Regions from separate parts of the Homo sapiens genome. Here region 2 is linked to region 1. Evidence: read pairs that join two places in POLR2A ChIA-PET (ENCODE). Cell type or tissue: Panc1. All regions are shown on one strand. Each heading gives the region's core, and the rest is flanking DNA. Links, peaks and the distances in the headings are about the cores only.

Region 1 (14,673 bases), core at 2,152-10,151:
ACACCTTGATCTCAGACTTCCAGCCTCCAGAGCTGTGAGACAATGACTCTTTCTGTTGTTTAAGCCTCCTAGCATGCGGTACTTTGTTATGGCAGCCCTAACAAATTAATACAAAAATACAACATTCAAAATCAAACGTATGGCCTGAAACAAGGAAATCTTACTTTGGAGCTTATCACATCCTTTATGTTTGCCCACTGATCGATCTGAAATTAGATTCTGTTCGGAGTCTGCTTCTGGTCGGGCAGGAGGGATGGTCCGAGGTAGGTCTGTTGGATGATGTGACTGGGTGATGGAGGGGCATAGGGAATCCAGGAAAGAACTGCTGGCAACTCTACCACCAGCCCATGGTCTTATGGGGGAGGGGGGCCAATACCTCACTAGGCAGGGATCTGTTTAATCCTTTCATTCAGATATTCAGTGAGGAGCTTTCAACTAGAGCAGTGGTTTGCAAACTTGGCTGCATATTAGAAGCCCCTGGGGAGCTTTTAGAAAATTCCAGCAAAGCCTGAGCCCCACCCCAGACCAGTTGAATCAAAATCTTTGTGGGTGGAGGCTGGGCATGACCATTTCTAAAAAGCTCCCCAGATGATTCAAATGTGCAGCCAGGGTTGAGAGCCACTGGACCCTACGACCTTGGAGGGCCTTTCCTTCTCAGAATCCGGCGAGAGTGCATTTTGTGTTTATTTTAGTGGTTCTGGGGAGTGTGCTCTGGGGCTGCCTGGAGTCTGGTTTCCTACAGGTTCAGTCTACGGCGCCCTTTACTGGCTATGTGTGGATGAGTAATTCGGATGAACAGCGGGGAATGGTGGGAAAAAGGGAGCTGAAAAGGACTTTTCTCCCTTTCACTAAAACATCAATTCAGTAAGCTTGTGTTACAAAGCTCCTCCGTGCCAGCAGCTCAAAGGTGAACCAGAACCAAATGCCCAGACTTCTAGAAGCTCAGTCTCATTCCAGAAACAAACTGACAGCTGCTACACAAAACGGGGCGTACCACAACTCATGTCCTTATCAGTGTCCCTGCGGCAGAGGCTCAAACACCCCCAAGGCAACCGAAGGTGACCCCAGAGATGGTCTTAAAGGAGAAACAAGAATGTCTTCCATGGGGACTAAAGAATATCAGAAGGTTTGACCCATGATGGACTAAAATCATTCTGTTTGGCTAAAAATAGAGAAAATACGTCTTCACAGACCAAGAAAATTTGGGAACCACTGCTCGAGTGAAGCTGGTGTTTAATAAGGGGTGGCCTGGCTTGGGTAAAGTAGTGCCTGACCTTCCAGCAGGGGCTGCCTTCTACCTGGATCCACAGAGCAGCCTGGGATCCCACTGTGGCCACCCTACCTGTGTACCAACTTTTAAAAGTGAGCTTTGAATAAATGTATGTTCCAGGGCCCCATGTCCAGAGATTCTGGGCACAGAAGTCAGGCATGCGGACTTTCTTTTTTTAAAATTATTTATTTATTTTTTTTGAGAGAGAAGGGTCTCCCTCTGTTGCTCAGGGTGGGGTGCAGTGGCGTAATCATACTTCACTGCAGCCTCAAACTCCTGGGCTCAAGCAACCCTCCTGCCTCAGCCTCCAGAGTAGCTGGGACTACAGGCATGCATCACCACACCCAGCCAGGCATGTGTATTCTGATTTTTTTTTTTTTAAATCTCAACTTTTGGGGGAACTTCAGGGCACTGCTCTCCAAACCTCTATCTTGAGGGCAGACCACCAGGCCTGTGGCCCAACACCTGGCTTGCCTTGCTGGGCCTGCCTCGCTAGACCCTCAGCCTCTGTTTCCCATGTGGGACTGTTCCCCTGGCTCCCCCTCCGGCTCTGTTTGATCACCACAAGCCTCTGAGCTCTGCCTCGAAAGACCCAGCCACGCCCAGCCCTGCTTCCAGCCCTGGCTCCTGCTCTCAGGCCAGCATCCTGGCACCAACCTGACCAAGTGGATGACCCTAGAGTGCAGGCCCCACCACAAGTTAATCACCACAAACCCGCAGGCCACAGTGTGGAAAGGCACTCTCATCCTTTTACCCTGGACCAAAACTGCACAAAGATAGAAACAGGGACTTCTGTGCTCCTTGAGCTTCACGTGTTAACCTGGCTCCCCAGACCAAAGACCAACACCGCAGGGGTGAGTTCATCCTCTGCCAACAGCAATCTTTCCCTTCCTCTGAGGCCAGCCATCCCCATCCCAGGAGGCAGGGGAAGCAAGCCCGGGGAGGGCAGGAGAGCTCCCAGCTCAGTGAAGCAGCTCCACCGGCCCCGAAGCACCTCCCTTGCTCACAGCTCAGAGCCCAGCTTCTCCCTGCTGCAAAGATAACTGCAGCCTTCAGACTGACTTCCATGCCCCTCTAGCTAGGGCCCATCACTTCAAGTTCAGGCGCCAAAAACCAAGAAAGTAAATCACACTTCATAGACTTTATTTACCTTAAAAAATTCCTGAGTTCATTCATGTCTCCAAACCACTAGAGAACCTGAAAATTCACCAGGAAATTGGGCAACTGCAAGTTATCCTGGAGACTCCAGAGTCAACACTTCATTAAATGAGAACAATCTGGTTCATGCGTTGAAGCTGTTACAGTAATCAGGGCGACATGGGCAGGGGAAGCGATTTTTCTGAGGACAAGGCATACGGTAAATCCTTAGCTCTACGGATGCTGGTGTATTCCCAGAAGTCGGCCCACTAAGGGCATGCATGTACCTGTGGGCCAGTGGACTGTGGTCCTCATTCCTCCACACGGACAGACCCCGACAGCCACCCCTGTTTTACACCAATTAAACAGGAATGATGTGCGGGTTCTCATTGATGATTGCAAATGATCTTCTGGAACAAAACTAAGCGGCTTCTTTTTTCTTTTCTTTTTGAGACAGAGTCCTGCTCTGTCCCCCAGGCTGGAGTGCAGTGGCGCATCTAGGCTCACTGCAACCTCTGCTTCCCAAGCTAAAGTGATCCTCCCACCTCGGCCTCCTGAGTAGTTGGGACAGGGGCTTGCTACCACACCTGGCTAATTTTTGTATTTTTTGTAGAGATGGGGTTTCGCCCTGTTGCTCAGACTGGTCTGGAACTCCTGGGCTCAAGCAAGGAGCCTCCCACCTCGGCCTCCGAAAGTGCTAGGATTACAGGTGTGAGCCACTGCACCCAGCCTGCTTCTTTTTTTAAAAAAAGGTGTACCAAGACTTCAAAAAATAAGGCCGAGCGCAGTAGCTCACACCTGCAATCCCGGCACTTTGGGAGGCTGAGGTGGGCTGATCACCTGAGGTCAGGAGTTCGAGACCAGCCTGGCCAACATGGTGAAACCCCATCTCTACTAAAAATACGAAAATTTGCTGGGCGTGGTGACACATGCCTGTGATCCCAAGGAAGATGGGAGGCTACAGGAGAGTGGAGGTGATTTGCATGTCTTTATCCTACATCAGAAGGTACCAAGGACATTTCTCAGAAGATGCACACAATGCGGCCAACAAATCTCTGTTGGAGTGTTGGAGAACAGAGCAGTGGCTGCCAGGGGGAAGGAGGCATGACTACAAAGGGGTGGCACAGGAGATTTTAGGAATTTGGAACTATAGCAGTGGTTACATGAATCTGTACATGTGTTAAAACTCGTAAACTGTATACCCAAAGACTCAATCTTTCTGTATGCTAATTTAAAATTTTTGAAAGGAAAAAAGCCTTTAGGTAGAGTGAGAAAAGCACTGGCTGGAGATGGGACATGGCGTGAACTCCCCCACCATGTGACAGTGTCCCAGGTGCCTGTGAAACCTACAGAGCCAGTGGGCATCGGTCAGGGAGCCTGGGGACAGGAGGGGGCCAAACAAAGGGGGAAGCAACAGAGACGCTTGTGGAGGAAGCTGGGTCCCCCTGGCACACGAGAAAGCCAGCAAGGAGGGACTTTGTGAAGGGCAGAAGGAAACCAGCAAGGCCGGCAGGATGTCAGGCCAGGCCTGCTGTGAGAGGGACTTGGAGAAGGCCAGATGTTACACTTCACCCTAAGCATCCCAGGGCGCAAGCCTTCCCACAGGCCTTGGGTCAAGGAAGCCTGAAGGCGATCTTGAATTTCTCTGGGGCTTCTCCCATCTCCAGTAGGTCAAAGGGCCAGTACCACAAGCAAAGGAGAGGGCAGGCACTGGTCTGGAAGGCACCAGGAACTGCCAACCTGTTTCCTTTCACATTCCCTCAGATCTTCCCAAGTGCAGGCAGCCAATGTGTGCCCTTCCTGGTCCTTTCTGCAGAAGGTTTCACTGGGCATGCAGACAACCACCACAACTTGGTAAGGCCGGAAGAAAGGCCAAAAGAGGACAGTGCCTGCACAACTGGTCCCTGAGTAGCCCAGAGCAACCAACAGACAGCTAAACCTACAGAAGCTGCAGGCTGAGCAGGAGACCAGGTTCCCGAAGTGAATGGTCTGCCCAGGGAGCCCCGGGCGCCTGGGCACCATCAGGAGGAGAACACAGGCTCGAGGGGTGGTCTGTAAACCCTAGGAAAGGCCTAAAAGGCTGGGAAGAAGCCGCAGACACTGCAGGAACACCAGGAAGTGTTTCCTGTCTCAAACGCCAATCTCTCTCGGTCCAAGACTCCCCTTTTCCTGAAGCTGGAGCCTGCTTCTATTTATTGATCGAAGGCTGAACCGCACTGTCCACGGTGCTACAAAGCCCTCCTCTACCACAAAGCCGGGTTATGCTTCAACATCCTCGCAGCCAACTCTGAGACAGCAACTTGCCTGGGGTTAAGACAATTTGTAACCAGACATGGAAATGCAGGTAGATTTAAAGACACATTCTTCAGTAACAGAGATCTACCTTAGGGTGGAGCAAACCTTCCGAGGACAAACAGAAAGTGTGGCTGGGTCCCAGCTTGTGGCAGTACCAGGAGGCCCTTCAGTAGGTGAGCTGTGGCCACAGGGCCTGGACCACCTCCAAAGGGCCGGCCTTCAACCAAGGCCTGACAGAGAGAAATTAGCATGCTGTTCTGCTCAATTATCCACTTACAGAGAGGCATAATCACATTTTCTTAAAGCTGGACATGTAGATGAAAGATATGTCCACGATAGAAAATCCCGGGAGTTTTTTTCCAAAAGAGATAAAAACTTTATCACACCTCCGAAACTAACCTGACCTGAGCTATCATGATTTTGGCAATAGAGACACAATGACTTTTCTTAGGACTCAAATGTGAGCTTTCTTTCTGCCCCCAACCTCTCTCAGGCAAGAGTTTGGGCAGACATTATTTTTAAACAGGCTCATATCACCCCAAGACAAAATACATTGAATAAGCACTAAGACAGCCTGCAGGGGTTTGGGCCTCGGAGTTCTGGACTGGCTTCAGCTTCACACGGAGTCATGTGCATGGTCTCCTGGACACCAGACCCAAAAGGAGAGGGGAGAGAGAGGACTCCCAGAGGGGACTGGGTCTCCTATGTTCTAAAGTGCCATGCTGGTGGGCACGGGAAGTTAAATGAAGTCATTTACCAGTCCGTTTGGGTTTGGCTGCAGAAGCCAGAGCAGGAGTCCTGGACTAGACTGGGGTGGACGTTGAGGGCCATGCACCACACTTGCTGTCAGCTCTCCTAGCCCCTGCCCCGCCTTCTGCCCACTCAGCTAGCACCTTACACCACTATGGCCAGGAGTCTGTAAAGCTGACCTTCCCAGGAGCAACTCCAGTCCTTCCTCCTTCCCTGGAAATGCCTGCTTTCCTCTGTCCGCCATGTAGCATTCTGAGTTCCCAGGCTCTCTCCATCCCAGAAGGCACCTCTAAAAGCCATGCCCCCATCTGCACAAATGATGAACAATTACCACTAACTGCCCCTCACCTCGCATTAACCCCGAGACCTCCCTTAAGGAGGGAAGGAGGGAGAGGAGGGGAGGGGAAGGCAGGAGAGCCAGTCAGGGCCCCTCCATCCTGCCCCTACCCAGCTCCCCTGGTCCTTGCAGGTAGATTGGCCACCATCATTCTTGCTCTTCACCCAGAGGCCTCCTAAGCAATGGCTGCAGACCCGAAAACCCCATGGGTTCAATAGCTCAGGGCCTCTTAGGGACAAGGTTCAGGCATTATTAACCATTTCCAAACTGGAGTTTCAGAATGCAACTATTGGAAGGAACCCCATGGGTCCCCAGTTCAGCATCTTCACTGCCTTGTCCCTCAGGCTTACACAAGCTGTCAGCATGGCCCTGGGGGAGGTGGTGCCACATGGCAGGGGCTGGGTGAATCTGGTTTCCAAGCCAGTCCCTGCCCCAGGCTTGCTGAATGGCCTCAGGCAAGGATCTTGACCTCTCTGGGCCTTGATTTCCTCTTGAGTAAAGGATGAATAACCAGTTCCTACTTGCAGGGTCATTCTGAGGACTAAACAAAGTAATGCATGCAATATTCCTCTGGGACACAGAGAACACCCAAAGAATGAGGGTTCTCAATCTAGCAGTAGTTCGGAAAGAACTATTATCACTGCAAAAAGCACTGTTCAGAGAAGCCAGAAGCCCAAGTTCTGGGCCTGCTATGCTTCTCAAGAGCTTTGTGACATTAGGAACACTGTTCACCTCTCTGAGCCTCAGTTTCCTCAACTATAACTAAAATTCAAATGGGTCTCTAAGGCCTCTTCCAGTAAATAAATATATACTGAATATGTTTTTATTTGTGTGTATATATAATATGTGTATATGTACACCAGGGATTCTCAGCCTCGGCTATGGACATTTGGGGCCAGATAATTCTTTGTTGTGAGGAACCATCCTATGCATTGTAAGATGGTTAGCAACATCCCTGACCTTTACCCTCTAGATGCTAGTAGAATGTGCCCCCAGCCCCACCCAAGTCTAACCAAAATATTTCTAACCAAAATATTTCTAACCAAAATATCTCCAGGCATTGCCAAATGTCTCCTGGGCAGCAATGCTGCCCCAAGCTGAGAACTTATTCATCATGCACACATGTGCATGCATGCGCGTATACACATACACACACAGAATAATAAGATGCGAACTTTGATACAGTGAAGAGGTAAGCTGGTGAGAGCAGAGGAACTCAATTTCTGTGTACAGAGGCCTTGAAATGTGCTCATGGAAACTTTACAGGGAATGAGACTACAAACATACACAGGACTTTTGAGCTTCTTTACATCTGTAAAACGGTTACTGTGCTCGTAAAGACTGCCTGCAGACTTAATTTGGCATATACATACAGAGTCCCATTTAGTGCATAAACGCACTGGCCCCAGAGCTCCCCACATCTGGTCTGCCCTGGTCAAGAATGTACTGGGAACTTGGCCTGGGGGAGACGAACACAGGGGGATTCTGTGTGCTCCCTTCCTGAACACTCGCCTTGAGCACCCTGGAGGAAAAGGAAGCTGAAGCTGGACTGGGGCAGCAGGCTGCGGTGGTCATTCCTGAGGAAGAGGGCATTTTGCCAAATGTGCAAATCCCTTTGACTTAGTGGATTTGACCAGACTTCTCAATGTACTATTTTCCTAGTTCAGCAGAGCTTGGTGAATGAGGCTTGTGCTCACCGACATGAGACCATAGACGTACATACCTACCCACTTGGCTCACTGAAGTAAAAATGAACAATTATCACGAAGACGGAACACAGAAGTTCCAAAGAGGGACTGGTAAAGTGGAGGAGGGGAGGTGAACATCAGCTTTAAAGAGAAGTCTGTTTACCCTGAGTCTTTAAAGGCCAGAATCCTGAACTCCTTTTTTTACCTCATTATGACTTCTTTAACATTTGTTTTTAATTTATTCAAGATCATAATCTTCACTGAGGACCACATATGAGCCAAACTTGAACTTGAAAACCAAGCTGGGCCTTTTGTTCTGCCTGCGTTAATTAGTGTACAAAGGGGCATCTGATTTCCCCCCTCCCCCAACAGTCTAAAACACTGGTTCCTATTTATGTAACTAACAATGTTAGAGTGGGGTGCAGACGGGCCTGGTGGGTAACTGGCCCTAGGACAGGTATCAGGAAATTAACGTCCTAATCCTGGCTGATTCTCTGTGGGCCACTAAGACAATCTATTTCAAGTGCTGAGCCTCATCTTTAAATTAGTTAACAGTTCCCTGTTAGCTGAAAACATGAAGTAAATTAACTAGAATTATGAAGATCTATAGTATTCTAGTGATTTGTACTTGAAAATGAAGTACGAAGACTAGAGCAGTTCCATAGACCAATCTATGGTTCTCAAAGTGGGTTCTGTGGAGCACAAGTCCCACTGTGTCCAGAATTGGTTCCTTCCAGTGGGTTCATGGTCTCGCTGACTTCAAGAATGAAGCTGTGGACCTTCACAGTGAGCGTTACAGCTCTTAAAGGTGGCACGGACCCAAAGAGTGAACAGCAGCAAGATTTATTGTGAAGACCGAAAGAACAAAGCTTCCACAGAGCGTTGCTGCTGCTGCTGGCTGGGGTGGCCAGCTTTTATTCCCTTATTTGTCCCCGCCCATGTCCTGCTGATTGGTCCATTTTACAGAGTGCTGATTGGTCCATTTTACAGAGTGCTGATTGGTGCATTTTACAAACCTCTCGTAAGACAGAAAAGTTCTCCAAGTACCCATTCGACCAAGGAAGTCCAGCTGGCTTCACCTCTCACCATGAGATGCTACTTGGAGAAAAAATGTTCTGCTGGGTGTGGTGCCTCAGACCTGTAATCCCAGTACTTTGGGAGGCCAGGGCAGGAGGATCACAAGGTCAGGAGTTTGAGACTAGCCTGGCCAACATGGTGAAACCCCGTCTTTACTAAAAATACAAAAATTAGCCAGGCATGGTGGCACGCACCTGTAGTCCCAGCTACTCAGAAGGCTGAGGCAGGAGAGTTGCTTGAACCCGGGAGGCAGAGGTTGCAGTGAGCTGAAATTGTGCTACCGCACTCTGGCCTAAGCAACAGAACAAAACTGTCTCAAAAAAAAAAAAAGTTCTATGGGTGCCTCACTCACTTGGACGGCAAATACTTGTTTGACGGCCTTCCTTATATCTGGTGCTGAGAACACAGGAGGGAAGGAACAAAACAAATCCACTGCCTGCCTTCTTCAGTGAGTTTAAGATCCAGAGGATCAGATCATTATTAGGCCACATATTTACCGACAGTGAAATGTGCTCAAGTACAGAGAGCTGAGAACTTACAGCAGGGAAACCACATCTAAGGCTGGGAGGCAGGGAAGTATGAGGTGAGACTTACGCATGGGGTGACGGGGAGTAGGTGGAGGGGTAGTATTCCAAACACAAGGAAAGCCTTGGTCAAACAAACCCAAGGAATCCTGCATAATACACTCCCTTCTGTGAGATTCACTGGCATGTTAAAGGCCTGAGAAGTCCTGCAGAAATGAAGCCCAGCACGTTCTACCTAATAACATCCCAAGGATGTTACTCTGGGAAGTACTTAAAGAGGCACTATTGTTCTCATAGCCTATAAGAAACTTCAGTATAAAACAAAAGCTCTTGTTCATATAACTGGAAAACTATCATGTGTCCTCTCAGAGCAGCCAAAATACCTTGGAGTTGCTAATGTAATTCTCAAGTATTTTCCTTGGCACAGGCCTATAAAACGATATGGCCTCTACAACTGCTCACATACTCCCAGTAACACAGATGAAGGAAAGTCCATAGCACAAACCAGCGAGCCAGATTCAATGTTCTAACTCTAGCACAGACCTCGGCTTTATTTATTTTTAAAGGATGTACAGCCTCAATTCTGGGACGAATTGAGAAAACTTCCATAAAAAGCAAAATAAAAATGAACAACCACCAGTAATCAACTTATCAAAAATTACACATGGAAAGATACCCGAAGTGAACAATGATTTCCCTTGTTAACCTAAAATGTCTAAGAGGAAGACAGCTTTTGCTGTTTATTTTATTACATACTGTGCATAAAAAAGAGGGAAATGTAAATCAACAGTAACAGATATTCACACATATGCAGAAAGAAGGCAGACTTTGTGTGCAAAGAATGGTGTTAGCGACAATGATCATCAAAAGAGAAATATGACAGCCAACATACTTAAGAATATGTATTCTAGAAAACTAGCAATCCAAAATTAAACATAAGTTAGTGTCCTAGGAATAGTGCAGTGTAGAGATTAAATTTTATAGAGGCTAGCCGGGTGCAGTGGCTCACGCCTGTAATCCCAGGACTTTGGGAGGCCGAGGTGGGTGGATCACAAGGTCAGGAGATCGAGACCAACCTGGCTAACACGGTGAAATCCCATCTTTACTAAAAATACAAAAAATTAGCCGGGCGTGGTGGTGGGCACCTATAGTCCCAGCTACTTGGGAGGCTGAGGCAGGAGAATGGCGTGAACCCGGGAGGCGGAGCTTGCAATGAGCCAAGATCGTGCCACTGTACTCCAGCCTGGGTGACAGAGCAAGACTCCATCTCAAAAAAAAAAAAAAAAAAATTTATAAAGGCTAGCAAGATCATGAAACCCAGGACCACTAAAACAGATAATGAGTTTATCTTAACAAAACCCTTGCTGTGTGTGCCAGGCACTGTTCTACATGCTTATATGCAACCTTATTTAATCTTTGCAACTATGAGGTAGATCCTGGGAATACATCAAAGTATGGCTTCAGCCTATACTAGTCAATGGAAATCTGTTATCCAGCTTTAGCATGAATCTTCAGAAGGACTGAACTTCTGCCTGATTGATGATGATGTAATCACATAGGTGACCAACATATCCCATCCATGTAGCAATGTGAGAACTAAGGAAACGAAGCATTGTTCAAATCTGCTGTCATTATCTGAGCATGCCCTTTCAAAAACAGGTAAACATTCCACGTGCAACTTGAGTGAAAATCTCCTTGTGACCCTTATCTCTTGAAATGTATCAGTTGGTAGAAATATATATATGCTTATTTTTTGTTGAAAGAGTAAAATATAAGCATGAAAAATATTAATTTTATGTAGAAAGCAATTATCATGTAAAATTATACAACTATTAAGTAGGGGGATTGATGAACAGAATCACCAATATTAAGAGTACATTTAAAAAAAGAGACTAGGCTGGACGTGGTGGCTCACACCTGTAATCCCAGCACTTTGGGAGGCCGAGATGGGCAGATAACCCGAGGTCTAGAGTTTAAGACCAGCCTGGCCAACATGGTGAAACCCTGTCTCTACTAAAACTACGAAAATTAGCCGGGCATGGTGGCACGTGCCTGTAATCTCAGCTACTTGGGAGGCTGAGGCAGGAGAATTGCTTGAACTTGGGAGGCTGGGGTTGCAGTGAGCCAAGATCGCGCCCCTGCACTCCAGCCTCGGTGACAGAGTGAGACTCTGTCTCAAAAAAAAAAAAAAAGAGAGAGAGAGAATGGTATATCCTTTTAGAGCAAATAAATGCTTATTGTTTTAAAATTACAATAGGCATATTATATTCTACCTCTAGTCGCTACAGAACTGCTTAGTGCACTCATAACATTAAACACAATAACCTTTAGTAGCTATATATGCAACCCTAGGGTTCAGACAGTGGTCTGTAAGTAACATTCTCCACTAAAAGAAGACAGAGCTTCTTCTAGAAATGGCCAGCTCCTGGCCTGGGACAAGAAATGTACAAGGTGTGCTGGAGTATCCTGCCAGACCAGTAAGCAGAGAAGCATCCAAGACCACCAGGATTGTGTCACAAGGACTCAGAAGCCAGCCTGAAGAGGCTCCCCCTGGCTAAAGATGGGACAGTTTGGGTATCAATAAGGATAATAATTGCAAATGGATTGAAAGACATTAAGTAGGTTTAAATCTATTTCATAATATTTTAAGCTTCATTGGTCACCTTTACAGGGTGCCATGAAACCAGGAGGAAACTGGTATATAAAGGGAAAGAATGAGGCATTTAAATTGCTTTCCCCATATGATCTAAAACAAGGGTCAGCAAATTTTTACTGCAAAGGGCCTGACAGAAAATCTTTCCAGCTCGGTGGGCCACATATGGCTTCAATCACAGCTAATTAACTGGGCACCTTGTAGTGCCCCAAAGCTGCCCTAAACAATATGCAAATGCATGAATATAGCTGTGTTCTAATAAAACTTTATTTATCAAAGTAAGTGGCAAACTGGTCTCAGCCTGTAGACTCTAGTTTGCTGACCTCTGATCTGAGGTAACTAAAGAGTTGGTGAGGGGTAGTTTCTCTTTTTAAAAATATTATAACTGATAGACAAGGGAATGATACAAATAGACTATCACCATTTTGAAACTGCAAATGAGGTAAAGGATGTGGGTGCTGATAATTAGTAGCTGCTGACATCACAGAGAGATAATCAGTATCTCTGATGGAAAACAACATCTATTATATGAAGCAGTCTTGCAAAAATAAGTTAAAAAAGGAGAGAGGGAATGGGAGAGAGAGAGAAACACTCTGAATCTTGACCAAAAATCTAAATCTAATAATTTTCAAGAACTTCAGTGGATAGAGCAACATGTTAAAAGATATCATGAGGTTGCACTTAGCAAAATCCAGACTGTGAAAAACTCCACAGGAGTCATCAAGATAAAAACCTAATTAGGAAGTTACTCACATCCTATGAAAAATGCTGAGCAGAATGTCAACTTTGCTATCTCAACATTTCGTAAGGAAAAAACTCCAAAATCTTGCAGTATAGTTTCTTGATAAATCATCTTTGATCCAGACATAATAAAGACTATAAAAGCTTCAGAGAAAATAAACCTGTTATTTTTTAAAAATGAGAGACCCCAAGATATCTCATACTTTCACCTTATTTAGTATGCACAAATATGTTCTATAGTGTCACAGAAACAATCTAGCAACTGAAAAAATTATTGCTCCTGCCCTACACTGTCAATTTTTAAAAACTGATCATCAATTTGGCAACTGTCACAGTGGAAATTGTTTCTGGCAAGAATCATCAATGGCCACTAAAACCATTGGGTAAAGGTTTGATGAGAAATGGGATATTTACATAGTCTCAAAGTATGTCCCATAAAGTACTGATTAATTACAAAGAAGAAAAGTAGTAACTTTCTTGGAGAAAGCTGGAACACATGATTTTAACCAAGAAAACAAAATTAGTATCACCTATAATGGGAAAAATAGATAACGTTCCTGAGGAGATACAATAAGAACACCCTATCTTTCCTGCCCAAAATGTACAACCTAAAGCTACTCATGAAGAAACACCAGAAAAAAAAAAAAAAGTCAAGGTTCTTCTGCAAAATAAATGGCCTGTAATCTTTAAAGAGTCAAGAACATGGCCGGGCGCGGTGGCTCACGCCTGTAATACCAGCACTTTGGGAGGCCAAGGCGGGTGGATCACGAGGTCAGGAGATCGAGACCATCCTGTCTAACACGGTGAAATCCCGTCTCTACTAAAATACAAATAATTAGCCAGGCGTGGTGGCGGGCGCCTGTAGTCTCAGCTACTCAGGAGGCTGAGGCAGGAGAACGGCGTGAACCCGGGAGGTGGAGGTTGCAGTGAGCTGAGATCGCTTCACTGCACTCCAGCCCGGGCGACAGAGCGAGACTCCGTCTCAAAAAAAAAAAAAAAGAGTCAAGAACATGAGAGACAGGCCGAAGAACTTCCAGACTAAAGGAGACTAAGAGACAATTAAGCATAAGATGTGATGTTGAACTCATCCTAAAGCCAAAAAAAATGAATAAATAAAAGTAAAAATGTTTTCCTCTTCTACAAAAGACATCTATCAGTAAGACAACTGGCAAAATCTTAATAAGTTCCATAGATGAGACAATTGTACTGTCTCTATGTTAATTTCCCGATTTCAGTAATTACACTTTGGCGAATGTCCTTGTTTTTAGAACGTATCTTGTCCCTTCATCTTATTTAGAGTCACAAATATGCTCTATAGTATCAGAGATGCAATCTAACAAATTATGCCCCCTTAAGTAAAGGGACATTACGCCTGCAACTTACTTGCAAATGGCTCAGAAAAAAGTTACAGAGCCGGGCGCGGTGGCTCACGCCTGTAATCCCAGCACTTTGGGAGGCTGAGGCAGGCAGATCACTTGAGGTCAGGAGTTTGAGACCAGCCTGGCCAACATAGTGAAACCCTGTCTCTACTAAAAACACAAAAATTAGCCAGGTGTAATGACAGGTGCCTGTAATCACAGCTACTTGGGAGGCTGAGGTGGGAGAATGGCGTGAACCCGGGAGGCGGAGGCTGCAGTGAGCTGAGATGGCGCCACTGACTCCAGCCTGGGCGTTGCAGCCAGACTCTATCTCAAAAAAAAAAGTTACAGAAAGAAGGCAAATTTAGGGGAAAGTACAAGGGAATTATTTGTGCTATTTTTGTATATTTTCTGTGACTGAAATTATTATAAAATTAAAAGTTAAAATGTAATTTATATTTATATACTATACTGCTTACATATATCCTACATATAAATTTCAACTTATTTATAAAGTTAGTGTGTGTGTGTATACACATATACACACATATGTGTATATGTGTATATACATATATACACATATACACACATATATATGCACATTATCTTGTTGATAGCTATTTGATCAAGAACTCACACAAACTGGCAATTATGTTAAAGTAATTTGTTAAGTTTTTGCAAAGGGAATTGACAACCATGTAAATTCAAAACCCGCACTAAATACTAATTGCTTTTGTTTATGCATTTCTGGCCTCTCCCCTGACTCCATTTAGTCATTTCCTATAAAAAAAATTTTAAGGGCTGGGCGCGGTGGCTGACACCTGTAATCCTAGCACTTTGGGA
Region 2 (14,673 bases), core at 2,741-10,740, 420 kb before region 1:
CTTCCGCGAGTGGCGACAGAAACCAAGTCAAATCGAAAGCGATGGGCCACAGCGACCTGGGTCCGTAGAGTCGGACCCTCCCGGGCCCCAGGAGCCTGAATTCGGATGACACCTCTGCCTGGTGAACGGGCACACCTCGGGGCCGGATCTGTGGAATGGGCACAGTGGAGTGAGCCCTGGAGTCTTCTAGCTCGAGTTCAGCTGAAAAGGCATCATTCATTCACTCAACAAACACCCTATGAGTGCCACGGTCAGGCACCATACTAGGTCCTGGAGACGCCATGAACAAGCCAGGCAGGGTCTTTATCACCCTGGTGAGTGCATCTCACCCAGAACCAAAAACAGGCACCCAAAAAGTTTTGAAACTAAAGACAAGTGGTGGTTGCACAACATTCTGAATACATGTCACTGATCTGTACACTTTAAAATAACAAACTGTACATTGTGTGACTTTCACCTCTATTCAAAAAGAAAGCAGCCCCACATGGGCAAAGTACTAGCTCTAGCCTTTCTGTATGTCTTTCCTCACCATGAGGGCAAGTGCAGCTCTGTGCTGTCATGCACCCGCCATGCACTTGCTCCTCAGTCAGAGGATGGGGGAGGCTGGTGTATCTACTACCACTTCAGAGCCTTCCTGAGCCGAATCTACCCATCCTGTCCTCTCACTGCTACAGAGAAACCACCAGCTACCTGTTCTCCACTACTCCAAGCTGCCTCGGACATCTTAAAATAAGGTCCCTCGTTTTTTTTTTTTTGTTTGTTTGTTTTTTTTTTTTGAGAGAGACAGGGTCTCACTATGTTGACCAGGCTGGTCTCGAACTCCTGGCCTCAAGCAGTTCTTCTGCCTCAGGTTTCCAAAGTGTTGGGATTACAGGTGTGAGCCACTGGGCCTGGTCCCTCAAGTGAGGCCTCTCTTGACCAACAGAATTGAAAGTTTCCCTCTCTGGGGCTGAGCCTCTGTGAATACAGAAGTCCCAGACCAAGAGGGTTTCACAGACACTCACCCCCACCTTGGACAGCCTGGGTCCCAAGGCAGAAGCTTCACTTCAGTTCCTTACACCTTGAATCCAGGAGAGAGAGGATTAACATGTTGTAGCAAAGACTACCCCAAGCCTGGGCACAGTGGCTCACACTTGTAATCCCAGCACTTTGGGAGGCCAAGGTGGTAGGATTGCTTGAGCCCAGGAGTTTGAGACCAGCCTGGGCAACACAGTGAGACCATGTCTCTACAAAAAATACAAAAATTAGCCAGGTGTGGTAGCACACACCTGTGGTCCCAGCTACAGGGGAGGCTGAAGCAGGAAGATCTCTTAAGCCCAGGAGATGGAGGTTGCAGTGAGCCATGATCACACCACTGCACTCCAGTCTGGGCAACAAAGTGGGATCCTATCTCTGAAAAAATAAAAATAAAAATATCACAAGGGTCTTTTCTGACCTTTCCTCCTCCCTCCCCAAATTTCAGAGCATGATTCTTCCAGAGCCTGACTTGCCAATCTGGTCCCAAACCCTGACTCTCAACCCTTCCCCTTCTTCCTGACAACAGGTTGTTTCCAATTCTGGAAAGCCTGTGGAGGAAACAGGAACAGAGATAGCAAGAACCCTCCCTGCAAACCAAGGCGGACTGGGCACTGGAAAAAGTGACAGTGATGGTGGAACCTGGTAGGGAGGAGGGGGGCCTGAAGACAGAAAGGCTTATTGTGCACAGAGGGGAAGAAGAGCCATTGGCCCTGTCCTGTGACACTGACTGACTGACTGTGCCCAGCCATGGGATGCCAAGGAGAGATGCTTGCCCCCTCAGGACAACTGAGACCCAGAGGCCTTGCTAAGTCCCAGAAGACAAGGACAGAGAAAAGACAAATAAAACATGCAGAAGCACAAGGAAAGGAATAGCAGTCCATTTCCTCCACCCCTCGGCTCTAGACTACAGGGTCGTTGAAGAGAGATGGCTCTGGTGGAAGAGGCAGGAGGATTTCAACCAGCTTCATGCCTCAGCTAACAATTCCAGAAGAAGAGTACTACAGGGCCATGGCAGGACCCAATGGGAACACTTAAAAATCTTGCATACCACCCCAAAATGCTATGAAGGTTTTGAACTTTCCATATGCCAAGACTCCCAGAAAATTCTTGTTCTTGAGACCTGTGACAATGAATGGAACTGGGAGGAATAAAGACAGGGTGGGGGCTCCAACTTTCTTCTCCAAACATATACTCTTTGCCCTTCCAACAACTTGGACCTCAGATGAGAGAATTTTAGCCAGAAGGTATCCTCAGGAAGAAAAGAAATAGAAAAGCCAAAGGCAAAATGGGAAGAGAGAAAGTGCCTCACACATATAGGGATACTGAAAGGTCTTTATTACCCACTGGCCACCAACAGTTTCCCAGCCACATGCTGGGCCCTCTAGGTCTCTCCAGCCCACTCTAAGGACCCAAGAAATGCAGCCACAGTCCATCTCTCTTTTTTCTCTCCTTCCGGGGGACCAAGGTACCTTCTGGGGCATACAACATGGCAGCAGGGCCTCGGGAAGAGGGGTAGGAGGACCGAGCAGCATTCTCTGTAGAGGAAGACAGGAAAGGAGACCCTCTTGGCACACATTTATGGAGGGTTGTCCCTGAAGAGAAGGGCAGGTGGGAGAGGTTCCCTGTTACTTAAGAGAAGGCACCAGTGGCAAAGAGCACAATGAAGAGGATGATGATAAAAACAATCACGCAGATAAGGACAATCATCTTCACGTTCTTCCACCAGAATTTTCGAGCCACCTTCTGCGATGTCGTCTTGAAGTGCTCAGACTGTTGGGGAAAAGGCAGAGTGAGTGACCCAGTGGCTCCTCCCACTGGAACAAGATTATAAGAGTACAAGTGCAGCCCACAGGCCATACTTTTTTTTTTTTTTTGAGATGGAGTCTCGCTCTGTCACTCAGGCAGTGGCTCGATCTTGGCTCACTGCTGCCTCCACCTCCTGGGTTCAATTGATTCTCCTGCCTCAGCCTACTGAGTAGCTGGGATTACAGGTGCCCACCACCACGCCCAGCTAACTTTTGTATTTTTAGTAGAGAGGAGGTTTCACCATGTTGGCCAGGCTGGTCTTGAACTCCTGACCTCAGGTGATCCACTCGCCTTGGCCTCCCAAAGTGCTGGGATTACAGGCGTAAGCCACCACGCCTGGCCTTGTTTGTTTGTTTTTTGAGACAGTGTCTGGCTGTGTCACCCAGGCTGGAGTGCAGTGGCACAATCTCAGCTCACTGCAGCTTCCATCTCCAGGGCTCAAGCAATCCTCCCACCTCAGCCTCCCTAGTGCTGGGACTACAGGCACATGCCACCACGTTCAGCTCAAGCCATACATCTTAATACTGACACTGTAAGCTGAGGTAACAAACTGCTAAATAAAAGATGCTCTGGCCGGGTGCGGTGGTTCACGCCTGTAATCCCAGCACTTTGGGAGGCCGAGGTTGGTGGATCACCTGAGGTCAGTAGTTCGCGACCAGCCTAGCCAACATTGTGAAACCCCCTCTCTACTAAAAATACAAGAAAATTAGCCGGGTGTGGTGGCAGACGCCTGTAATCCCAGCTACTTAGGAGGCTAAGGCAGGAGAATCACTTGAACCTGGGAGGCGGAGGTTGCAGTGAGCCGAGATTGCGCCATTGCACTCCAGCCTGGGTAACAAAGCAAGACTCCATCTCAAAAAAAAAAAAAAAAAAAAAAAAATGCTGTATCTGCCTACCTTGACAAATGTACCTTCCTAAAAATCTGGAAGGCCGGGTTGAAATTTAGAATTCTCAGGATCCTAGGAGGTCTCCACCTAGATATGACTAGGGGTCCCCTTTCTCTTCTTACCCCTGCACACTGAGGGGTCCTCGACACCTGCTTACACCCAAGGGTACAACACTGGCAGCAAAATCTGCCCTTGGGAGGGCAGACCCTGGGACTGAGGGGTGCAGGCTCCAGGTGGGCACATCTCGCAGCTCCAGGACTCCTTGCCCCATCGGGACTGCTGAGGCTGGAGGAGGGACCAGGACAGGATAGAGGGTTGGAAGTAAGGGAACTCCTCCTCCTCCACCCACTCTTCCCCATGCCCAGCAATTCAAGTTATAGACACTAAATTTCCTGGGGCTTGTCCAGACATGGTGGCTCAAGTCTGTAATCCCAGCACTTTGAGAGGCCAAGGCAGGTGGATCACCTGAGGTCAGGAGGTCAAGACCACCCTGGCCAACAAGGCAAAACTTCGTCTCTACTAAAAATACAAAAAATTAGCCAGGTGTGGGGGTGCACACTGTAATCCCAGCTACTCAGGAGGCTGAGGCACGAGAATCGTTTGAACCCAGGAGGTGAAGTTTGCAGTGAGCCAAGATTGCACTCACTCTAACCTGGGCAACAGAGTGAGGCTCTGTCTAAAAAAAAAAAAAAAATTCCCGGGGCCATGCTCCCCAAATTAAGCTACAATTAAGCTACAGAAACAGGCAATGAGCCCCAGGGAGACAAGGGAGCAATACCCAAGAGCCAAGAGTTCACACAGGACTCAGAAAGCCAGAGCCAGCCTCCCCGCTGAACACAGAACTTGAGGCTCCAGACTTTGCTCAACTTTGGAGTTACTTCCTCCCTGAAACAGCTGGCCTCAGCCCCTGGCTGGAGAGAGAGAAGAATGAGGTCTAGCAAGATGTGTGGGAGATATTATTTTAGCCTTCATCTAGCAGGGGACCCTGGGATCAAAGCATTTCACTGCTCTTTCCCCCTTCTTTTTAAAGCCTACTCAGCAAGACGCCAGCAATTTCCCACCCCTTGTCTAACAGCTCCTAGAGAAGGCTAGAGGCCACAGCGGGGGTTTCCTCAGAGCCAATATTTCTGCCCTGGGAAGGTCAGACCCAGATGATTGTCATGGGCAGGCTTCAAAGGGAAAACAAGTTTCCCGGGAGAGAAGCCTGAGAATGCATGGGCTGACTGAGCTTTCGGTCTCAGAACATGCCTCTATGGGCGAGCTGCCACCTCAAGCCCCAGTCATGGGATCCATTCCCTGGGATCCATAACAATCTGTGGAGCAGAGCAGATTCAGAAGTGGAGACTCAGCTCACATCAGCTCCCAAACCAGGTGAAAGGCAACAGAAATGTCAAACTTCTGGCCCTCCTGTCCATTTTGCCCCACCAAAAAGAAATTCCCTCCCTCCCTGTTTTCCTCCAGCCCCCAGTGGGCTCCCTGTCTCACTGTGGCTTCCAGATCCTCTGTCTTGTTGCGGAGATGTTCCAAGTTTTCCCCCCGGGCCAGGATCCGCTCCACATTCTGGGTCATAATATTCTTAACTCCCTCCACCTCACTTTGCAGGTTCCGCACACGATCATTTCCTCCACCTTCACTGGCTTCCTCCTGTGCGGCAACACGGGGTTAATTAGACCAAGTGGTGGGGGAACTGGAGACTTGGGCTCAGAGATCTGGGGAGGGTAAGGCCTCAGGCAGACTTAAGCTTTTTGTAAAATGCTTGAAATGTTTACAAAGAGAATGTTTTCATGTATTACTTCTGTAATCAAAAATAAATGCATTTGTAAGCCCCAGAAGGTGAGATGTGATGCTGAACAGACTAGATCAAACTTCTTTTGGGGTTATTAGGGCCCCTGACAAGGAAAAGCAGCACATCACTAAATCCCTCCCCACTGCTTCCTTGCTCCCTAGAGAGGGCCGTAGAATACAGCAGGGCCAGCATCTCACAATGTTCCCTTCCAGAGCAGAGCCCGCCACTATTTACAATTCCCAGAGCCACCCCCCTTTCCTGATTTCTTGGGACCCTGGTTGAAAGTGTCTGTGCTGGCCAGCAGAACACCCTCACCCAGCCCCACCCATCTGTCCCTCTAAGCCAGCTGCCGGAGCACGGCCCTGGCCGCAATGCCATTGCTGTGACCCAGAACAACAGGCAACCAAGTATCCCAGAAGGCGCCTGGAGCCGTTGAGCCACACACTTCTGCTTTCCCCACCACTGGGCGACACGTGCAGGCACCAAGCAACCGCCTGCTTATGCAGATATTAAATAAAAATACCCGCCTGGGTGTTGGGGGAAATGGAGGACTAGTCCTCCCTGGCTGATGTCTCATCTCGGAGGCTTCATGACAAGGTTTTTGAACAAGGAGAGAAAAATAGTATTTAGCTCCTCCCCGCTTGACCTCCAAAAATAGGCCAGTGGCATGGGTCAGAACTACATTATCACAGAGAACCAACTTCTGGTTCTCTTATAAACCTTTAGTTCTCTTCTCCATGTTAATGGAGAAAGGACACCCAAAGGACTCAGTGGACACACAAATCCTTTGTGTTTCTGTGTGGGGATAAAGTGAAAGGCCGGAGAGGAGAGCTTCTGCCGCTGGGCTGGAATCTGAACTGGGAACTGCCCAGGCGCTGCCTGGTGTGGTGTCACAACACCCGCCTCGGGCTCCCTGGAGGAGGAAGGCACAACAACTCTTTGCCTGGAATTCGGAGCCCCCATCGGCGCTGGCACGGAAGCCCAGCTCCCCACCAGCACAGAGGTCAGGGGAGGGAGGGAGAAGGAGTAGAAACACCTGCCAGGACAGCTCAGAGCTATTTGCAGCCAAGTTGTCAAAGAAGAGAGGCCATAGCAGCACTGGCCCAGCCCTCTAACTTTGCCACCAACTCTCCTCCCCCGACACAGCCAACCCCCAGTCCCAAGCCCCCTCTGGCTCCTCTTTAAACCAGCCCTTTCCTAGTTCCCAGTTGGCTCACCATGTCTCAGAGCAGCCCAGGCCGGTCAGTAAGTGAATTCGCCTAGTCGGCTTCCTCCCAGGGTGGCCCTCAGTTCACTTCCTGCTTGCTCCAACTTTCAGCCTGCCCCCGCCCACCTCGCATCTCGAGTCGCTCCAGCCACACCTAACTCAGGTTTCCCCAGGTAGGCGGGCATTCTTCACTGTCCTCCCAGTGGCTTCCCAAACAAGAGCTTAAACTTAAAGTAATAGGGTTCTCAGAAGCCAAAGGTCTTCTAACTTGTCAGGAATTAGAAAAGAAAGATCAAGCAGCCCTCCGAGGTTTCCAGAGGCTGGACCTCCTGATCTAGAAAGGGCAGCCTTTTTTTTTTTTTTTTTTTTTTTAAATAGAGACGAGTTCTCACCATGTTGCCCAGGCTGGTCTCAAACTCCTGGGCTCAGGCGATCCTCCCACCTCAACCTCCCAAAGTCCTAGGAGCCATGATGCCCCACCAGCCATCTCCTTGTAATGTCTTGAATATCTGACTCCAGTTTCTAGAGACTGAGATCAACCATGCCAGGCCTAGCTCACAGGGAAACAAAATGCAGTTATGAAAATGTATTGCTGGATAACACTTGTTCCCAGGTCCCTGGGTGGCAGAAAGCACTAAAATCCCTGAAGTCTGGAATACTGTGATCCTGGGCTCTGATTCAGAAAGTTCTGGGTTACTAGTTACAGGCCCCTCAGGGAAACTTTTCACCTCTGTGGAGTTTGCAGGTGCTGATGCTTAGCTCAGATGGTGCTGGTAAGAAGCAAAAAGAGGCCGGGCGTGGTGGCTCACGCCTGTAATCCCAGCACTTTGGGAGGCCGAGGCGGGCAGATCACAAGGTCAGGAGTTAAAGACCAGCCTGGCCAACATGGCGAAACCCTGTCTCTACTAAAAATACAAAATAATAAACAGGCGTGGTGGCAGTTGCCTATAATCCCAGCTACTCAGGAGGCTGAGGCAGGAGAATTGCTTGAACCCGGGAGACAGAGATTGCAGTGAGCTGAGATCATGCCATTGCACTCCAGCCTGGGTGACAAGAGCAAGACTCTGCCTCAAAAAAAAAAAAAAAAAAAGAAGCAAAAAGATAGCATGTGCAGTGCAATGCCACTAGCACAGTGTCTATAATGATGGCTCACCAAACCTCTCCTTCCCTTCCAGAGTTCAGCAATTCTGCATTTCCCTTTAGGGGCTACCGCAGAGGTAATTGATCCCAGTCAGTGATCAGAGGACTGCCCCAGTGAACCAGAGCAGGGGGCCCAAGGCAAAGGATTTTTCCACTAACCTGGCTCCAGGCCAGAGAAAATCTGATCTTCCTTGACAGTGTTTATCAAGACAGAAGAACAATAACAGGGACATTCAGAAGGGAACGAACATTCTTGACCCATTCCAGAAGAAATCAGTTCCAAGGAGGAAATGTCAGCTTCTCCAACAAACACTTTTTTTGTTTGTTTATTTTGTTTTGTTTTCTTGAGATAGTCTCCCTCTGTCACCCAGGCTAGAGTCCAGTGGCATGATCGTAGCACCCTGCAGCCTTGAACTCCTGGGCTACAGCGATCGTCCTGCCTCAGCCTCCCCAGTAACTGAAACTACAGGTGCGAACCGCCATGTCTGGCTAATTTATTTTAAAACTTTTTGTAGAGATGGGGGTCTTACCATGTTGCCCAGGCTGGTCTCAAACTCCTGTTCTCAAGTAATCCTCCCTCCTCAGCTTCCCAAAGTGTTGGGATCATAGGTGTGAGCCACCACATCCAGACACAAATAATTTTTTTTTTTTTTGAGATGTTTCTCTCTTGTTGCCCAGGTTGGAGTGCAATGGCGCTATCTCGGCTCACTGCAGCCTCTGCCTCCCAGGTTCAAGCGATTTTCCTGCTTCAGCCTCCCTAGTAGCTGGGACTACAGGTGCATGCCACCAGGCACGGCTAATTTTTTTGTATTTTTAGTAGAGACAGGGTCTTACCATGTTAGTCAGGGTGGTCTCGAACTCCTGACCTCTCAGGTGATCCGCCCGCCTTGGCCTCCCAAAGTGCTGGGATTACAGGCGTGAGCCACCGCGCCCGGCCACAAATGCCTTTTTAAAAGCTTTAAACAAACTTCGGACCCCTGTAGCTTTTTTTTTTTTTTTTTAGAGGCAGGGTCCCACTCTGTCATCCAGGCTAGAGTACAGTGCAGTGTGTTCAAGCTCACTGCAGCCTTGAACTCCTGGGCTCAAGCAATCTTCTCACCTCATCCTCCCCAGTTAGCTGGGACTACAGGCAAGGGCCACCATGTCCAGTTAATTTTTTTTTTTTTTTGGAGACAGTGTCTTGCTGTGTTGTCCAAACTGGTCTCAAACTCCAAACCTCAAGTGATTCTCCCACCTCAGCCTCCCAAAGTGCTGGGATTATAGGCATAACCCACCATGCTCAGCAAATATTATATATAAGCCTGGGCAACAACATATCAAGACACTGTCTCTATAAAAAAATAAAACTGTTGGACACAGTGGCTCATGCCTGTAATCCCAGCCCTTTGGGAGGCCGAGGCAGTGGATCACCTGAGGTCAGAAGTTTGACACCAGCCTGATCAACATGTCGAAACCCCATCTCTACTAAAAATACAAAAACTAGCTGGGCATGGTGGTGGGCACCTGTATTCCCAACTACTCGGAAGGCTGAGGCAGGAGAGTCGCTTGAACCTTGGAGGCGGAGGTTGCAGTAAGCCGAGATCACACCGTTGCAATTCAGCCTGGGCGACAGAGTGAGACTCTGTCTCAAGTAATAATAATAATAATAATAATAATAAAATAAAAATAAAGTAAAATTAAAAAAATAAAATTGGCTGGGCACCGTGGCTCACGCCTGTAATCCCAGCACTTTGAGAGGCCGAGATGGGCAGATCACCTGAGGTCGGGAGTTCGAGACCAGCTCTTGACCAACATGGAGAAAACCCATCTTTACTAAAAATACAAAATTAGCCAGGCATGGTGGCGCATGCCTGTAATCCTAGCTACTCGGGAGGCTGAGGCAGGAGAATTGCTTGAACCCGGGAGGTGGAGGCTGCAGTGAGCCGATATCACACCATTGCACTCCAGCCTGGGCAACAAGAGTGAGACTCTATCTCAAAAAAAAAAACCAATAATAAATAAATAATAAAATAAAATTAGCCAGGCATAGTGGTGCATGTCCATAGTCCTAGCTGCTTGGAGAGCTAGCACAGAAGGATCACTTGAGCCCAGGGGTGTGAGACATCAGTGAGCTATGATAGTGCCACTGCACTCCAGCCTGGGAGACAGAGATAGACCCTGTCACTAATAATGATAATAATAATAATTTTATATATTGATTATGTGGCGAAATAATGTTTGGATATATTGAGTTAAATAAAAGATTAATAAAATAAATAAAATTAATTTCAGCCGGGGATGGTGGCTCACACCTATAATCCCAGCACTTTGAGAGGCTGAGGCAGGCCGATCATGAGGTCAGGAGATTGAGACCAGCCTGGCCAACATGGTGAAACTCCGTCTCTACTAAAAATACAAAAATTAGCTGGACGTGGTGGCGCTTGCCTGTAATCCCAGCTACTCGGGAGGCTGAGGCAAGAGAATCACTTGAACCTGGGAAGCAGAGGTTGCAGTGAGCCGTGATGGCGCCACTGCACTCCAGCCTGAGTAACAGAGTGAGACTGTCTCCAAAAAAAAAAAATAATAATAATAATAATTTCACCTGTTTCTTTATTTTTTAAAATTCATTTTTATTTATTTATTTATTTTTTTTGAGACAGGGTCTCACTGTCACCCAGGCTGGAGTACAGTGTCACAATCATAGTTCATTGTAACCTCAAATTCCTGGTTTCAAGTGATCCTCCTGCCTCAGCCTCCTAAAGTGTTAGCATTACAGGCATGAGCTACTGCATCCAGCCCTGTTTCTCTTACTTTTAAAATTTGGCCAGTAGAAAAATGTAAATTATGTGATTAGTGAAAAATGTTAAAATACATATTGTAATGTGGCTTATCACTGGGCATGGTGGCTGATCCATACCTTAATATTTACATGACCTGGGACAAACTTGCATAACAACTCTAAGCCTCAGTTACCTCATCATCTGTGCTTAGCACTCAAAAAATTCAGTAGACCAGGTGCAGTGGCTCACACCTGTAATCCCAGCACTTTGGGAGGCTGAGGTGAGAGGATTGCTTGAGCCTGGGATTTCGAGACTAGCCTGAGCAACATAGTGAGACCCTGTCTTTTTCTTTTTTCTTTTTCTGTTTTTTGAGAAGGAGTTTTGCTCTTGTTGCCCAGGCTGGAGTGTAGTGGCGCAATCTCGGCTCACTGCAACCTCTGCCTCCTGGGTTCAAGTGATTCTCCTGCCTCAGCCTCCCAAGTAGCTGGGAATACAGGCACATGCGCCACCATGCTCAGCTAATTTTTGTATTTTTAGTAGAGACGAGGTTTCACTATGTTGGGCAGGCTGGTCTCGAACTCCTGACCTCAAGTGATCTGCCCACCTCGGCCTCCCAAATCACTGGGATTACAGGTGTAAGCCACCGCCCCAGCCTCAAACATAATATATATATATATATTCAGTGAAGTGACTTTGTAAGGAAAAACTGCTGAACTGCTTGGTTATAGGAGTTGTAGCCCAAGAAGCAATGGGCCAAATCTTGGTTTATTCTTGGTTGTGCCTCTCATATACACCTCCTCCTTTCCATGCCAGCCCCTTCCTCCTAGTTAATGCCAGCCCCTTCCTCCTAGTTAATGCCAGCATGATCTCTTCCCTGAACAATTCCAATCCCCTCTAAACTCACCTTTCTTTTCTCATCTACTCCTCTGTGGCTGATTGCTATCTTCCCAAAACAGATATTTAAATATGCTCCACCCTGCCTCCAGGATAAAGCCCCAGCTTCCTAGCAATTCCCTGTGTGATAAAAAGACTAGGGTGACATCTGACCTCCTGCTCTTCTACACTACTACCCCTGGCTGTGCAGTTTTGGGCAAGTCACTTCATTTGCAAAATAGGATTAAGAATAGGCTGGGTGCAGTGGTTCATGCCTGTAATCCCAGTACTTTGGGAGGCTGCAGCGGGCGGATCACTTGAGACCAAGAGTTAGAGACCAGCCTGGCCAATACCGCATAACCCCGTCTCTACTGAAAATGTAAAGATTAACTAGGCATGGTGACCACACCTGTAGTCCCAGCTACTTCGGGAGGCTGAGGTGGGAGGATTGCTTGAGGCTTGGAGGCGGAGGCTGCAGTGAGCTGAGATCGTGCCCTACTGCACTCCAACCTGGTTCACAGAGCCAGAGCCAGACCCCATCTCAAAAAAAAAAAAAAAAAAAAAAGGCGGGGCACAGGGGCTCACACCTGTAATCCCAGCACTTTGGGAGGCCAAGGCAAGTGGATCACCTGAGGTCAGGAGTTTAAGACCAGCCTAGCCAACATGGTGAAACCTTGTCTCTACTAAAAACAAAAAATTAGCTGGGCGTGGTGGCACATTCCTCTAATCCCAGCTACTAGGGAGGCTGAGGCAGGAGAATCGCTTGAACCGGGGAGGTGAAGTTTGTGGTGAGCCAAGATTGTGCCATTGCACTCCAGCCTGGGCAACAAGAGCGAAACCCCGTCAAAAAAAAAAAAAAAGAAAGAAAGAAAGAAAGAAAAGAGAAAAAGGACACTAATGGAGAAAACTGAATGAGAAACTAAGAGAAAGGGAATATTACCACCTGAAAAGGCAACCAAGCAAACTTTCAGGTACATAACCCTTGGCATATATCCCAGTCTTCTGATTTATGCCCCAGGTGGGCAGTTTACTCCTATATCTCAGAGGAAAAAAGCTGGAGAACAAGGAAAAGGTACATTCAGGAGGCTCAACTGAACCTGATTCCTGAAGGATCATGAAGTTCTCACCACTGCCAAGGTTCATTTCTGTCTCCAAACCTTCTCTCTGTAGCCTGTTATGCTGCTGGCCATCCCACCTGTCTCCTAATGTGCCCTCTTCCTCTCTGAATGTGCCCCTAGAACACAGAGATTCTGCCCTTGGCCATCTTTTTCTTTTCTTCTTTTTTTTTTTTTTTTGAGATGGAGTCTTGCTCTGTCACCCAGGCTGGAGGGCAGTGGCACTATCTCGGCTCACTGCCACCTCCACCTCCCGAATTCAAGCGATTCTCCTGCCTCAGCCTCCTGAACAGCTGGGACTACAGGCATGTGCCACCACGCCCAACTAATTTTTTGTATTTTTAGTAGAGACAGGGTTTCACCGTGTTAGCCAGGATGGTCTTGATCTCCTGACCTTGCAATTCGCCCGCCTCGGCCTCCCAAAGTGCTGTGATTACAGGCATGAGCCACCATGCCCGGCCCGTTGGCAATCTTTCTTCCGACTTCTGAAGAGAACCACTCTGTTTTAGAGCAGTGTTTCTCAGAGGGGTTATTTTACCTTTCAGGGGTCTTTTCACAATGTCTGGAGACATTTTTGGTTGTTATAGCTGGGGGTAGGGGTGCTACTAGTATCTGGTGGGTTGAGGCCAAGGATGTTGCTAAAATATCCTACAATGCAAAGGACACCCTCTCACAAGAAAGAATCTGGACCAAAATGGCAATTGTTTTGAGGCTGAGAAAACCCTGGTCTCCCTATAGGGAAGTGCAGTGCCTCTACGGCTTCAATAGCCATTTATGAAAAATCCCCAAATTTATTATCTCCAGCCCGGGCCTCTCCCTCAACTACCAATGCTGCCTCTCCAATGCCCTGGACAGTTCACAGACACCTCCAACACCCAAACCAAACCCTTTATCTTTTCTCCATGTTCCTCCTCCTGGGTGGGACTCCCATTCTACCCGCTTCTCAAGCTAGGAACCACAAAGCATCCTTCACATGCAAGGTCGTCACCAAGCCTTAGTTCATACTTTTTTAAAAAAATTTTTTACAAGGGCACAAAAATCAGGCAATTGGTTCATTCTTGGTCGTGCCTCTCATATCCACCACCTCCTTGGTCCACCAGCTCCTGCCTCCTGGTTAATGCCAGCAGCACGATCTCTTCCCTGGACAATTCCAATCCCCTCTAAATTCACCTTTCTTTTCCCATCTACCCCTCTGTGGTTGATTGCTATCTTCCAGAAACACATATTGTATGCTCCACCCTGCCTCCAGGATAAAGCCCAAACTTCTTAGCATGGCATTCCAAGACTGTTCTCAACCTGCTTTTCTGAACTTCTCTCCCATTAGATTCACCTCCCAGCCCTCCAGTCAACCAAATTACATGTCCTTTCTCAAACGTCGTACACCATCCACCTTCTATATCTTTCCCTAAGGCCTTCACTCATCACTGCTTATGACAATTCTATTCACATTTAAGACATAGCCTCCATGAAGCTTTAGAGATTTCCCCACTGAAGCTAACTTGTTCCTGTTCTGATCTCCATCACATTTTATTTCTTTTAAAGAATCTTTCACATACTTTGTCATACATATTTGACCCCTCCAACACTCTTAAGTCCTATAAAGGCAGGCAGGGACTGAGTCCTCACTTTGGTACCCTTTGTAGTATATGACATATGTCCTAGACATGTAGGCAACTCACTAAAGGTTTCAGATATTGAACTGAGAAGTCTGAAAGAAAGCTGCTTTCTCCACAGTACAGAGAAAGATGATTTTTGTTGGAAAAGATTTATAGAGAAATTTCTTTCCTAAAGTTTGACCTATTTTATGGATAAATGAATGCTAAATATCACAAATCTTTGTATATTGGTCCTGAAAGGAAAACCTGGAGATACTGAGTTAGCAAGCTCATTTATTAGCTGTATTTTTCTTTTCTTTTCTTTTCTTTTTTTTTTTTGTTTTGTTTTTTGAGACGGAGTCTCACTCTGTTGCCCAGGCTGGAGTGCAGTGGCACAATCTCGGCTCCCTGCAACCTCCACCTCCCAGGTTCAAGCAATTCTCTACCTCAGCCTCCCAAGTAGCTGGGATTACAGGCGCCCGCCACCA

The links. ChIA-PET counts read pairs that join two places held together with the same protein. Peaks named below come from ENCODE experiments on the same cell type or tissue, not always from the same donor. Only the 100,000 strongest peaks of a DNase experiment are listed, where the experiment ranks them.
Region 2: POLR2A ChIA-PET joins it to region 1 with 25 read pairs; 3 of 35 experiments call an interaction of 5 or more read pairs at or near these places.

The regions. Positions count from the first base shown.
Region 1 is chr2:85,149,035-85,163,707 of GRCh38, reverse strand. The region is part of intron 3 of TCF7L1 (transcription factor 7 like 1); the gene reads right to left. Among named protein-coding and RNA genes, the nearest start is that of TCF7L1, 23 kb to the right of the region's middle. RefSeq lists enhancers at 299-798, 3,640-4,230. In Panc1, for the core only: no CTCF peak of the experiment used is centred there; no DNase peak of the experiment used is centred there.
Region 2 is chr2:85,569,690-85,584,362 of GRCh38, reverse strand. It overlaps VAMP8 (vesicle associated membrane protein 8), which reads right to left and starts at 6,777. Exons shown (of 3, transcript NM_003761.5): 1 at 6,714-6,777; 2 at 5,196-5,354; 3 at 2,332-2,787. The coding sequence starts at 6,716. The coding sequence ends at 2,647. RefSeq lists a silencer at 1-10 and enhancers at 2,747-3,400, 3,401-4,055, 4,056-4,709, 5,346-5,485, 5,746-5,885 and 2 more. In Panc1, for the core only: no CTCF peak of the experiment used is centred there; no DNase peak of the experiment used is centred there; H3K4me3 peaks cover 2,712 bases; H3K27ac peaks cover 3,615 bases.